Linked DNA regions of Homo sapiens: region 2 is linked to region 1. Evidence: chromatin loops called from intact Hi-C (ENCODE). Cell type or tissue: B cell. All regions are shown on one strand. Links, peaks and the distances in the headings refer to the core of each region. The heading gives the core; the rest is flanking DNA.

What was found. Peaks named below come from ENCODE experiments on the same cell type or tissue, not always from the same donor. Only the 100,000 strongest peaks of a DNase experiment are listed, where the experiment ranks them.
Region 2: it touches region 1 in a loop (2.2-fold over the local background); 3 of 110 quality-filtered maps call a loop at or near these places.

Annotation. Positions count from the first base shown.
Region 1 is chrX:118,735,231-118,737,730 of GRCh38, forward strand. The region is part of intron 1 of IL13RA1 (interleukin 13 receptor subunit alpha 1); the gene reads left to right. Among named protein-coding and RNA genes, the nearest start is that of IL13RA1, 8.9 kb to the left of the region's middle. In B cell, for the core only: no CTCF peak of the experiment used is centred there; a DNase peak (open chromatin) is centred at 1,371; H3K27ac peaks cover 1,199 bases.
Region 2 is chrX:118,683,501-118,695,752 of GRCh38, forward strand. DOCK11 (dedicator of cytokinesis 11) reads left to right here. Exons shown (of 53, transcript NM_144658.4): 53 at 2,188-2,647. The coding sequence ends at 2,307. Among named protein-coding and RNA genes, the nearest start is that of IL13RA1, 38 kb to the right of the region's middle. In B cell, for the core only: no CTCF peak of the experiment used is centred there; no DNase peak of the experiment used is centred there.

The sequences.
Region 1 (2,500 bases), core at 1-2,500:
AAGGTTTGTCCGTTTTGTTGATCTTTTCAAGAAGCTTTTAGTTTCATTGATTTTCTCTATTTTTCTATTCCCTTTTTCTTTTATCTCTGGTCTAATCTTCATTATTTCCTTCCTTATGATAGCTTAAGATTAGTTTGTTCTTTTTCTAGTTACGCAAGTTGTAAAGTTAAGGTTGCTGATTTGAGATCTTTCTTGTTTCTTAATATGTGTTTATAGCTATAAATTTTTCCAATAGTACTGCTTTCGCTGCATCGTCTACATTTTAGATGTTTATATTTACGCCTTTCATCAAATTTGGGAAGTTGTCATCCATTATTTCTTTATTTTCTTTTTTTGAGACAGAGTCTCACTCTGTCACCCAGGCTGGAGTGCAGTAGCACGATCTCAGCTCACTGCAACCTCTGCCTCCCAGGTTCAAGCGATGCTCCTGCCTCAGCCACCCAAGTAGCTGGGATTACAGATGTGCACCACCACACTCAGCTAATTTTTGTATTTTTAGTAGAACTGGGGTATTGCCATGTTGGCTAGGCTTGTTTCGAACTCCTGGACCCAGGCAATCTGCCTGCCTTGGCCTCCCAAAGTGCTGGGATGAGCCACCACACCCGGCTCATTATTTTTTCAAGTATTCTTTCTTCCTCTTTCTCTCTCTTCTCCTGGAACCCCCATAATGCATACACTGGTCTGCTGATGGTGTACCACAGGTCTCTTAGACTCTGTTCACTTTTCTTCAATCTTTTTTTCTTTCTGTTCCTCGGACTCAATAATTTTTATTGCCCTAATTTCAAGTTTATTGATTCTTTCTTCTGCCTGCTCAAATCTACCTTTGATTCTTTTTAGTGAATTTTTCATTTCAGTTGTGCTTTTTCTGCTCCAGAGTTTCTTTTTGGTCTCTTTTTAGGTTTTCTATCTCTTTATTGGTATTTTCATTTTGCTTACATATCATTTTCTTGACTCTCTCCACATCTTCCTTTAGTTCTGTGAACATCTGAAGATATTTGTTTCAGAATCTTTCTTTAATATATTTGCCATCAGGTCTTTTTCAGGGACAGGTTTGCTGTTGTTTAACTTTTTTTCTTTGGGCCATAGTTTCCTGGTTTTTTTGTTTTGTTTTGTTTTGTCTGTCTTGTGATTCTTTGTTAGAAACTGGACATTTAAATCTGGTTTCTCTGGAAACCAGATTCCCCCTTCCCCCAGGATTTGCTGTTTTTTGTTATTGTTTTGTTTATTGTCTTTATTTTTTTGATTATTGTAGGCTGTCTGTGTGTTGAGCATCAACCTGAAGTGTAAACTTAGTCTTCTCAGGTTTTTTTCTGGGCTTTCCCTGAGCATGTGTGGTCACTTTCTGTTTTTCTCTGTATATATAGTTTTGTTTCATTTTGTTTTGTTTTGTTTTTGAGACCTAGTCTCGCTCTGTTGCCCAGGCTAGAGTGCAGTGGTGTGATCACAGCTCACTGTAACCTCGAATCCCTGGGCTCAAGTGATCCTCCCACTTCAGTCTCCTGAGGAGCTGGAACTACAGATTCATGCCACCACACCTAGCTAATTTAACCAAACAAACAAAAAAAATTGTTTTGGTGGAGATGGGATCTCGCAGTGTTGCCAGGGCTGATCTTTAACTGCTGGCCTCAAGTAATCCTCCTGCCTCGGCCTACCGAAGTGCTGGGATTATAGGTGTGAGTCACCATGCCCAGCCTCTGTAGTTGTTTAAGAATTTCTAATCTTTAATGCCTGGCTCCCAAAAGTGGAAAAGGAGAAAAATGAGGCGACAAGGGAAGAGCGCCATTCTTTTACATCTTCTGGAAATCACTTTAGCTAGATAGGGAGGGCTTGCAACAGTGGGGATAGGTGCAACCACAATGGCTGCCAGCCTCTTTGTCTGTACCTCTGTGATCAGAAGCAGCAATCAGTAATCAGAATACAAATCCCTGATATTTGGAGGACAGAGTACTTCTGCCCACATAGCCCACAAGCTGTGGGCAGAGGGCTCCAGGAACATGTGCACAGCCGCCTGCCATGGGGTTGGGGATGAAGGATGGGCAGCTACTACTATGTAAAAGCTGACATTGATTGAAATTTATGGCAATTTGTTGTTCAAGCCTTTCCTGGGAAATTGCAAGCCTTCAATGTAAGTGTTTCCTGATATAACTCTGCAGTCTTCCAAAATTGTTACATCAAACAGACTCTGCCACTACCATTGTTATCTAGGTGAGGAGATAGATGTCTGGTGCTTCCTACTCTTGCCTTATTCCCAGAATCCATGTGTGTGTGTTTTTAAAGTGTAGGAAGTAGAAAAATCAAAAGATATGGAGGAAACCAGAAGAGAAAAAGAAAAGGATAGCAGATAGCCCCAGGAAGCCCAAAATGCAAACCAGTTAGAAGATCTGACCAAAGGACACTTCAAAACAGATGGGAGAATATTAATCCCATTTGAAAGGTTGAATATAGGGCAGGCCATTGTTTTATTTCAAAACTGAGGTTAAAGTAGGTTTTAAATTACCTT
Region 2 (12,252 bases), core at 1-2,500, 52 kb before region 1:
ATTACATAGTTTGTTTTTAGAAACTATCTAGTTGATGAGTTTCTATTCCTCATAATGCATAGAAAAAGCAGCAAAAATTCCTCCTTCACAAAAGATATGACAATTGCACATGCTATTTTAAGTGAGTATCTACTATATTACAGTTATTTCATTTGCATGCAGCTGCATGACCTAGTGTTGAACTCTAAATTATTCAAATTGAAAACAAATTATTCAATGTACTGTTATTACTGTAATCAAGATATTCTGAGTGGTCATTTTATAAAATTTTGTTTTCCTTTTGAAGCATGGATTTTTCAAATCTACTGTCGTATTTCCCACTTGTCTGTATCAGTTATTCCCATAAAACATGGCTATTTCTCTTAGATATAGAGACCAATAATTTAGACTCTTAATATTGTATATTGATAGCTAACCAAGAAAACTCTTAGTTTCTATTGGCTTATATTTATGCAAGCCATCCTGTCATTATGAAACATATTTGGGTGTGCCTTACTTTTGGCAAATGTTGACTTTGTAGTGAATTGAGTTTCACATAAAAGAGAGCCACCTTGTAGTCATACACTTTGAGGCATATATTAATACTGAGAAGTAAGACAAGTGTTAATGTGTACTGAAATTTGAAATATTCTCTTGAGCTCCATAAATGATTACTTGACAAAAAGACATGACTGGATATTCCTTGTCCCCTTTCAGTGTAATCTGTTACAGAATACCGAAGTATATAGTCCTTTCAAAAACTTCTTCAAGCTTTTTTTTCTTTTTTTTTTCTTTTTTTTTTTTTTTTTTGAGAGGGAGTCTCACTCTGTCGCCCAGGCTGGAGTGCAGTGGCACAATGTCAGCTCACTGCAACCTCCGCCTCCCGGATTCAAGTGATTTCTCCTGCCTCAGCCTCCCAAGTAGCTGGGACTACAGGCACGTGCCACCACGCCTGGCTAATTTTTTTGTATTTTTAGTAGAGATGGGGATTTCACCATGTTAGCCAGGATGGTGTCGATCTCCTGACCTCGTAATCCACCCGCCTCGGCCTCCAAAAGTGGTGGGATTACAGGCGTGAGCCACCACGCCTGGCTGCTTTTGATTTTTAAAAGGATTTATATTATCATAAAGCTATAAATTACAGATTTCTCAGATAGAGTTGGGGGTGGTCATTGTAGCATCTGTTGGGTATGTTTTGTAATTTCTTAGCAATAAGTACCCTCCTTGCCTGTCACATCTGACCAGCATAGATAATCAGTTATTCATCTCTTAACATTCTAGTATGCTTTCAGATTAGTGTCATGAGTTAATATTTTTGTAAGAGGAAATTTCTCTATTATAAATTTTATTTAAGCCTTATGATTTGTAGCAACACAAATGATATGTCTCAATACTGCCACTATAGATCAATCTGTGGGCTTAATACTGAAGTTTCACAACTAACTTGAGAACCAAGTATTGAAAGCTTGGGACCTAAGTTAGGACTTTATGGTAAAGAGAGTGGATATAATGTATATAGCGTTTTTTACCTCAATCTACTTTAAGCACAAGATTTCTGTTGCTTTTTCTTTAGATTACACAAAATGGATCATTTAAAAAATATTTAAACTAATACGAATATCTATGTTTATATACTTACTGGAATACAATCTTTAAATTTTATATTTATGAAGTTCTTCCTTTCCAAGAAAAATCTTCTGTATCAATTAGCTTATACAATTATAATGTGTCTTTAGAAATATGCACTTAAGACTTTTATCTTCATTTACTATTATTTTCAAGTCTCCAGGGAAGGAACATAGGTATCTGCATGTTTCAAAAGTCCCATAGATGATTCTGAGAACCACTGTGTTAGATCATTCATAAACTCATGTCAGAGTCTACCATTTAGAGCTCTTGTTATGACCATCTGTTAAAAAATATTTTAAAGATTGTGTTACCTCTCGCTTTTTATTGAATTTTGCATTTTACAGTCTTTGTTTTTCTTAATGAGTAACTAGATCTTTTCTGCTTTTTTGATATGCTGCCTTTGTAATACAGCTTTGAAGACTTAAGTCGGTAATGTTATTCTTTGCTCTCTCTGCTTTCTGTCTTTTTAAATAACTGTCAGTGATAAATTGAAATATGCCTGCAATTTCATATACACATTCTTTTTTTGGCAGTGGCTATTTTGCTTCATGATAATCATGCTGATTTCTTCTGTTTTAGATATTACAAGAAGACACAATGCATTCTCCCTGGATGAGCAACACATTACATGTATTTTGTGCAATTAGTGGTACATCAAGTGACCGAGGTTATGGTTCCCCAAGATACGCTGAAGTGTGAGGAAATGCAGATGTACGTGACAATGAGACTGACCTTTCTCAGGAATATTTGGAGCTGTGCAAATGTTAAAATTTAAAGATTTGATATACATGGAGTGTTTCTTCTCGACACCAAAATTTTCATGTGTTCCAACAGGGTGCTTACATATTTGTAAATAAGCAACTTGAAAGTGCCTGGAAAATTGCACCACTGTGCTTGGTTTGTACTTTTTTAGGTAAATCTATATGCTGAAAAGTAGAGCTCAAAAACAGTAGTTCAATTTGCTTAATTATTGCTTAAAATAATGGTACTATGTAAAATTGTATAATGGAATACAATAAAAGGTAAAACTTATTTGTAATTAGAAGTGAAAGAAATAATACTTTGAACTTAGCATTTTTCTTGACAAGAAGCTCAATTCATTATCATACTAATCCTTGGTAGGAGGAGAAGAAAATTGATAACATTTCCGTAATACACGGATATTTAAAATTGGGGAGATCATTTGAATCCTTGCCAATTAGTAGTCAAGGCTGGGCTAAAGGAACCAAAAGCATTATTTCACAGAAAATTTCAAAAGGAAAGGATATATTTACAAATATACGAAGCTTAGGCTGGACACGGTGGCTCATGCCTGTAATCCCAACACTTTGGGAGGCTGAGGCAGGCGGATCATGAGGTCAGGAGTTCAAGACCAGCCTGACCAACATGGTGAAACCCCATCTCTACTAAAAATACAAAAATTAGCTGGTCATGGTGGTGCATGCCTGTAATCCCAGCTACTGAGGAGGTTGAGGCAGGAGAATCGCTTGAACCCAGGAGGTGGAGGTTGCAGTGAGCTGAGATCACGCCACTGCACTCCAGTCTGGGCGACAGTGAGACTCTGTATATATAACATATATATAATAGTAAGCTTGAGATACCATATATATATGTTATGATCTGATGACGCTAGGTAATCTAGTAGGTCTCCCTTCTACATACAAGACATCTAAGGGATTTATACAGGGCAAGCAGCATTTGTTGCCAAAGCTTTATCATCTGGGGCCATCTACAAAGATAAAACATTTCTGAGATTGCAGTCAGTACATCCCACAGAACTTCAAAGCTTTTACAGCAATCTGAGGTAGGAGTTTTGTAATGATTATTTTCTTCAGTTACAAGATTAATAAACATTTTGATTAGAACTTAATGGTTGCAGCATGTCTTGGGTCAATGTAGAAAACCACCACAGATTTGGCAAACTAGCTTGGGATTATATTTCTGTCTATGAAGAAATCTCAGATTGCCTAAATAATTCAGGAGAAACCAAGATGTGAATGACATTTTTTAGCTTGAATTATCCAAATCATTTTGGCTGCCTTCTATGGGAACTCGGGTTCTAGACTTCCTTTTTTTTTTTTTTTTGAGATGGAGTCTCGTTCTGTCGCCCAGGCTGGCGTACAATGGCGCGATCTTGGCTCACTGCAACCTCTGCCTCCCTGGTTCACGCCATTCTCCTGCCTCAGCCTCCCGAGTAGTTGAGACTACAGGCGCCTGCCACCACGCCCGGCTAATTTTTTGTATTTTTTTTTTAGTAGAGACGGGGTTTCACTGTGTTAGCCAGGATGGTCTCGATCTCCTGACATCGTGATCTGCCAAAAGTGCTGGGATTACAGGCATGAGCCACTTTGCCCAGCCTACACTTATTTTCCTTATGTGGTTTAGCCTCTTTTACAGATGAAAAAACAGTCACTAAAATATAAATGGATTGCACGGGGCCTTGGCTTTTTGAGCACTTTGTGATCAAGTAAATCCTAGAGATTATGCTCCTGGCCTGACCATTTTTATTTTTATTTTTTGGGGGGTACCATTTTTTCTTTTTTGAGACAAAGTCTTGCTCTGTCACCCAGGCTGGAGTGCAGTGGCGCCATCTTGGCTCACTGCAACCTCCATCTCCCGGGTTCAAATGATTCTCCTGCCTCAACCTCCTGAGTAGCTGGGATTACAGGCAGGTGCCACCACGCCCAGCTAATTTTTGTATTTTTAGTAGAGACGGGGTTTCACCATGCTGCTCAGGCTGGTCTCGAACTCCTGACCTTGTGATCCACCCGCCTCAGCCTCCCAAAGTACTGGGATTACAGGCGTGAGCCACCGCGTCCAGCCCATTTTTTCTTTATATGTCATTTTTAAGCTTTCAGGAGAGCATGAACTTATTTATTAAAAGTTAATTTTGTATTTTAATAGGGGACTTTTACAAGTATTTCCAAGGCAGTTTGTAATTCCTTAATATCTTAGAGTAACCTGTAGAGTTAGTTTCACCTTTAAAGTGATTATATTTGATATGTATGTGTGAGGAATCATCACCTCTAGTAAATGCTGCATTCTGAGAGTTTGGCATCTTGAGGAGACTCCAGCACTCTTCTGTCTGTAACTAGTCCCTGTCAAAGCCCCTAGCACAGCAATATGCACTGTGGGTAGATTTTTTAATGTAATAAATGGCCCCTATTGCCAAGGATCTCGCAGTCTAGTTGAGAAAGCAAGACGCACAAAATTAAATAGTACAAGAATTAACAATGTAAGACAGGAGAAGTCATATGTGAGTATTGCCAAATGAACGACAGCATTCATAACTCAAATCACATTCAAAGAAAGAGATCACTGTGAATTGTAAATGTTCAGGGAGGGTTTAGTGAAGAAAAGTTAAGCTTTGAACAGGCTTCCAAAAATGGAGAGGGGTATTCTAGGCAGGAGGAACACCATAAGCAAAGGTGCAAAAAGAATTTGTGGAGGTTCAGGGGATAGTAAGGAGACCAGTTTTGTCCAAGAGGTGGTAGATGATAAATCTAGAAAATACAGGCTGGGCGTGGTGGCTCATGCCTGTAATCCCAGCACTTTGGGAGGCTGAGACAGGCAGATCACTTGAGCCCAGGAGTTCAAGACCAGCTTGGCCAACATGGTAAAACACTGTCTCTAATAAAAATACAAAAAAAAGTTAGCCAGGCATGGTGGTACACACCTGTAATCCCAGCTACTTGGGAGGCTGAGGCACAAGAATCGCTTGAACCCGGGAGGTGGAGGTTGTAGTGAGCCTAGATCATGCCATTGCACTCCAGCCTGGGTGGCAGAGTGAGATTCTGTCAACAACAACAACAACAACAACAACAAAAAGAAAGAAAAAAGAAATAAAATACATTCGGACTGAGATTTTGGAAGGCGCTGAATACCAGGCTAATGGTATTTGGAGTTTACTCAATAGGCATGAGAGAGCTAGCCAAGGTTTTTAAACAGATTACTTAATTAAATGTTATTTTTAGAAATTTAATCTTTTATATTGCTGCCAGATGTATTTGAGGTAGAGAGACATGGAAATTAGGAAACCAGTTACATAGATATTGCAATAAACTAAATTCAATAAACCTCTAGATGTGAGTGATATGACAAGAATGGAGAAGAAAGGACGAGTCCCAGAGACATATATGGAAGGACTAGGTAAGACTCATTGGATGGCCAAGGGAAAAAAAAAAAGAAATGTGAAAGATAATTTTGTGTCCTGTGGCCAGGGAGTTTGCCATGTCATGGCACAAGCTCACTAGATTTATTTTTCCAACTCTCAGACTAAAGGTAGCAAGCTGTAGAGAACAAGGTGGGCTCGAACAGAGAAAGCTAGGTAAATCTGTTTTTTAAACACTACATGTATTAGGCATTAAAGTGTATATAGTTTAATGATTTCTTGAAGTGATTTGTCCTCTACAAATTAATTAACACCAAAGAATACATTTCTCCTATACTGATTGTTTTGCAGTTAAGCTTGAGTCCAATTTCCCCTAGAAGTTGTTGTTTTGATAGTCTTTGGACATACTGTGAAATGTGATTAAGTCACCCTTGGTAGTGTTAGTTTATCACTACGGTGAAAAACCATAGAGAAAATAAGAAATTCCATGGAAATTTTCCTAGTAACCAGTTGTCACCACTGGCATCATGTATATAGATGGGATTGTTATTGTTACCGTATTTATATGATTTGGCTGCCTATCAAAATATTATATATTTTCAAAAGTGAAACAGAAAGCAGCAGTGGTAGTAATGTCCTTGGAACCTTGACCAACAACACATCATCCTAGAACTAGAGATGACTCTAATTAAGAAACTAGATAAGTCATGATAATAAGAACGCACATTTTTAAAAAACTATTTCGTATCTTTTTTTCTTCTAACTTTTAGGTTCAGGGGGTACATGTGCAGGTTTGTTCCATGAGATATTAGCTTTCTCTGAGATGAAGAACCTGAGTGATATAATGGATTAATAGGAATTTCCAAACTCTTCAAAACATTGATAATTAGACATATGTCTTGGGCTTCTGATCTCCAAAATGTTGGGCTACCTTTAGTCTCAGTCTTGTTCTAACAGTACACTAGTTCAGCTATCAAAAGACAAGGAGAGGAAAGGAGTAAAAGTTGGTTGTGGGTGGGGAGTGGGTTTGTGTAACAAGGCTATACCCCTGTCTTGGGAGTTGGTGAGTAAGAGTGCTTTATTTATCTTTTTTTTTTTTTTCTAAGCACTTAATGGTCACTGTCTAAAAACAGTGTATCTATGTTTGTTCATCTCCTAATGGGAGTCGTGGCTAAGTTCTAAGATTTTGCCTCTGTGCATAGCATTTTAAAACTTTTCCAATGTTCTTTTTTTTTGCTTTGTTTTTCCTTTTTATTGAGATATAATTCACATACCATACAATTTACCCATTTAAAGTACACAATTCAGTGTTTTTTAAAATTACATCCACAGAGTTGTGCAAGTATCACTACAATTTAAAACATGTTTATCACCTGAAAGAGACCCCATACTCATTAGCAGTCACTCCTACCGGTCATCATCCTCCAGCCCCTGGCAACCACTAATCTACTTTTTGTCCCTACAAGGTTTACCTGTTCTGGACATTTCATATAAATGCAGTCATACAATATGTGGCCTTTTGTGTCCAGCTTCTTTGACATAGCATATTTCCAAAGTTCATCGATGTTGTAGAATGTATCAGTACTTCATTCCTTTTTATGGCTAAATAATAATCCATTATATAGATACACCATATTTTATCTTCTCATCAGTTGATGGACATTTGGGTTATTTCCACTTTTTGGCTACTGTGAATAATGTTGCTGTGAACACTCACAAGTTTTTGTGTGGACATGTTTTTAGTTCTCTTGGGCATGTACACAGAAGTGGAATGACTGGTTCATATGGTAACTCCATGTTTAACCTTTTGAAGAATTGCCAGACTGATTTCCACGGCAGCTGCACCACTTTATATTACCACCAGCAATGTATGAGGGTCCCAGTTTCTCAATATTCTTGACAACACTTGTTATTATCTGCCTCTTTGATTATTGCCATCCTAGCAAGTGTGTAGTATCTCTTTGTGGTTTTCATTTGAATTTCCCTGATGTCTAATGATGTTGAGAATTCTTTCATGTGGTTACTGGCCATTTTTGTATCTTCCTCAGAGAAATATCTCTTTTAAGTCCTTAGACCATTTGCTTTTTTGAGACAGGGTCTTGCTGTGTTGCCCAGGCTGGAGTGCAGTGGTGCGATCTCAGCTCACTGCAACCTTCCCATCCCGGGCTCAAGCGATCCTCCCTTTTCAGCTTCCCAAGTAGCTGGGACTACAGATGAACACCACCACACCTGGCTAATTTCTGTAGAATTGGGGTTTCGCCATGTTTCCCAGGCTGGTCCCGAATTCCTGGCCTCAAGCAATCCACCCACCTTGGCCTCCCAAAGTGCTGGGATTACAGGTATAAGTCACCGTTCCCAGCCCCTTAGCCCATTTTTAAATCAGGTTGCTTTACTATTATTACTATTATTGTTGAGTTGCAGGGTTCTTTATTCGAGATGCAAGTATATGATTTAAACATATTTCTCCTGTTCTGTGTGTTGCCTTTTCACTTTCATGATGGTGTTCTTTGAAGCATTCAAGTTTTTAAAAATTTTGATGCAGTCCAATTTATATTTTCTTTTGTTGCCTGTGCTTTGGCATTGTATCTAAGAAGACCTTGCGTAATCCAATTTCACAGAAATTTACACCTATGTTTTCTCTTAAGAGTTTTATAATCTTAACTCTTACTTTTGGTCTTTGGTCCATTTTGAGCTAATTTTGTATATGGTGTGTTGTAGGGATTCAGATTCATTCTTTTGCATGTGGATAACCAGTTTTCCCTGCACCATTTGTTGAAAAGAATCTTTCCCCCATCCAATTGCCTTGGCACCCTTATAAAAAATCAATTGACCAAAAATATGTGGGTTTATTCTGGACTCTTAGTTCTATTCTATTGACCTCTGTATCTGTCCTTACGCTAGTGCCACAAAGTCTTAATTACTATAGCTTTGTAGTAAGATTTTGAAATTTGGAAGTGTGAGTCCTCCAACTTTATTCTTTTTCAAAATTGTTTTGTATATTCTAGGCCCCTCGCATTTCCATTTTTATTTTATTTTATCTTATTTTTTTGAGACGGAGTCTCACTCTGTCCTCCAGGCTGGAGTATAGTTGCACGATCTCGGGTCACTGCAACCTCCACCTCTTGGGTTCAAGTGATTCTCCTGCCTCAGCCTCCTGAGTAGCTGGGATTACAGGAACATGCCACCATGCCTGGTTAATTTTTGTATTTTTGGTAGTGGTGGGATTTCACCATGTTGGCCAGGCTGGTCTCGAACTCTTGACCTCAAGTGATCCACCCTCCTCGGCCTCTCAAAGTACTAGGATTACAGGCATGAGCCACACGCCCAGGCCCATATTAATTTTAGCATCAGCTAGTCAATAGCTGTTTAAAAAAAAAAAAAAAAAAAAAAGGCAGGCTGGGCGCAGTGGCTCACGCCTGTAATCCCAGCACTTTGGGAGGCCGAGGTGGGTGGATCACGAGGTCAGGAGATGGAGACCATCCTGGCTAACAGGGGGAAACCTCGTCTCTACTAAAAATACAAAAAAAATTAGCCGGGCGTGGTGGCAGGTGCCTGTAGTCCCAGCTACTCGGGAGACTGAGGCAGGAAAATGGCGTGAAGGTGGGAGGCGGAGTTTACAGTGAGCCGAGATTGCACCACTGTACTCCAGCCTGGGCAACAAAGCAAGACTCCATCTCAAAAAAAAAAAAAAAAAAAAAAATGGCCGCTGGGATTTTGGCAGGATTTGCTGTGAATCTGTAATTCAATGTGCAGAGTATTGCCATCTCAATAATAATAAGTGTTCCAGCCCCCATGAAATAGGATGTTTTTCTATTTATTTAGATCATCTTTAATTTCTTTCAACAATGTTTTACAGTTTTCAGTATATAAGTCTTACACTTCTTTTGTTTATTCCTTATGCCCACAAGGAAGTTTATTCCTTAGTATTTTATCCTTTTTAATGCTATTGTAAATGGATTTGTTTTCTTTTCTTTTCTATTTATTTATTTATTTATTTATTTAGTGAGATGGAGTTTCGCTGCTGTGGCCCAAGCTGGAGTGCAATGGCGCGATCTTAGCTCACTGCAACCTCTGCCTCCCGGGTTCAAGCGATTCTCCTGCCTCAGCCTCCCAAGTAGCTGGGATTACAGGCCCATGGCACCACACCTGGCTAATTTTTTTGTATTTTTAGTAGAAACGGGGTTTCACCATGTTAGCCAGGCTGGTCTCAAACTCCTGACCTCACGTGATCCAGCTGCCTCAGCCTCCCAAAGTGCTGGGATTACAGGCATGAGCCACTGCGCCCGGCCTGATTTGTTTTCTTAATTTTATTTTTGGATTGTTCATTGCTAGTTTATAGAAATACAAATGGTCTTTGTATATTGATCTGATATCCCAAAATCTTGCTGAATTTCTGTATTAGCTTTAATCGTGTTTTTGGTGGCTTCTTTAGGTTTTTCTATACATAAGATCATATCATCTGCAGATATAGTTTTACTTCTTTTTAAATCTTGATGTCTTTTATTTTATTTTGTTACCTAGAACCTAGCTAGAACTTCCTGTATAATATTGAGTAGCAGAATTGCAGATAGCCTTGTCTTGTTCCTGATCTTTGGGAGAAAGCTTTCAGTCTTTCACCTTTCAGTATGGTGTTACCTGTGGGTTTTTTATGGATGCTTTTTATCTGGTTCAGGAAGTTTCCTCCAACATGTTTTGCATCTATTTTCTGATCCAATTCTCCTTATATATGTCATATAGGAATCAATTCTTCATGTGATCCTGTATCACATATAAGGAAATGGATGCATAAATGGTTAAGAAATGCACTCAAGACACGCAGGAAATTAGAGATGAGGTCACGGTATCCTGATTTATAGTCTATTGTTTTCAACTCTACTTTTTCCTTTGGTCTTCTGCTTCAACTTCTTGCAACTTTCTAGAGACTAAAAAGGGTTCATCTTTTCCACTTTTTCATTTAAAAGGTAACCTCCATATGGGTAGAGTCTGGATCTGAACTTTTCCACCTCTGTTTTCCCAGAACCTAGCACAGGATAAGTGCTTGAGCAGTCTCAAGGAAATAAAGCCAGTTTAGATAAACAGCACCCCTGGAGCCTTTATTATGTGCAAGGTATTGTGGGCAGATATCCCAGAACTCGGAGAGACTGTGGTTGAGGGAGATAACAAATAGTCACATTAAAAAGATATTATGGGCCGGGCATGGTGGCTCATGCCTATAATCCCAGCACTTTGGGAGGCCGAGGCAGGTAGATCACCTAAGGTCAGGAGTTTGAGACCAACCTGGCCAACATGGTGAAACCCCATCTCTACTAAAAATACAAAAAGTTAGCCAAGCCTGGTGGCACGCCTGTAATTCCAGCTACTGGGGTGGGGGGTGCGGGGGTGGGGGAGGGCTGAGACAGGTGAATCGCTTGAACCTGGGAGGCGGAGGTTGCAGTAAGCCGAGATCGCACAACTGCACTCCACCCTGGGCAACAGAGCAAGACTCGGTCTCAAAGTATTATGAAGAAGTCTGATAATAGCAAATCAGTGGTAGTTACAAGTGCTTGAAAAGGCAGAGTCTTTATAGATGTAGACTGAAAAAGGCTTCATGGAGGAAATGCCATGAATTTTTCTCATTTTTATTAGAACTGCCACTAGCGTGTCTGTGTTGAGGAAGTACTTTAGGCCAAGTTTTTAACAGGAAGTTTAAAAAATTAACTTCTTTATTTTTATCATTATATGAATTCCAACAATTAAAACCATCCGTAGTACACAATATGCAAAGCAAAAATAATAAAGTGCATATAAAATCAGGTAACATTCTTTATATGTTTTTTCTCAGACTCTCTCATCCTGTTTTGGTCTTAGACACAAGCCAAGTTAAATCAGCTTTTTCTTTTTGTCCAGAAAACTTATGCTCAATTTTCTTCATCCTCTTGATAGAAAACCTTTACAGCCAACCTCAGTCAATTTCTGATCGACAAGTCTCATTCTTTATATACCATAGTGTTTTGTAATAGTCATTACTTTAGTAGATCTCCTAGAATTGAGTCTTACAGGCTCTAGACTTCTCATCCTGCATGCTTACTGCATGTGCCTTTCATAGAAAATCAGTGAAAACTATCATATGAGCAGGTAAAGGCTGCAGTGTGGAAGCTGTAGACCATTCATTCATCCATCACACATTTATTGACCACCCACTGTGAACCAGGTATATGAATGATCAAGGCAATATTTCACAGGCAGATAATGCAGATGGGATGTTATAATCTAAAAGATAATTCAAAAGTAGTCTTCTTCTGTCAATAACGAATCTTCCAAATTCTGTATTCTTGAAGAGAGACATCTTATGTCTCTGATGAATGTGAGTAATAGTTCCTAGTACTGATATATTGTAACAATTAATATGTTGATTGAGAAGCAAAAGCTAAGCCATTATAGATGTGGAATTATGTTCAATGCAAAGCTGACCAGCTCCTATAGTACTCATGCAGTGGGTTATTTCAGAATTCTTCTGTGGCATAGTCAGGATTTGAGATACCTTCAGAGCCACG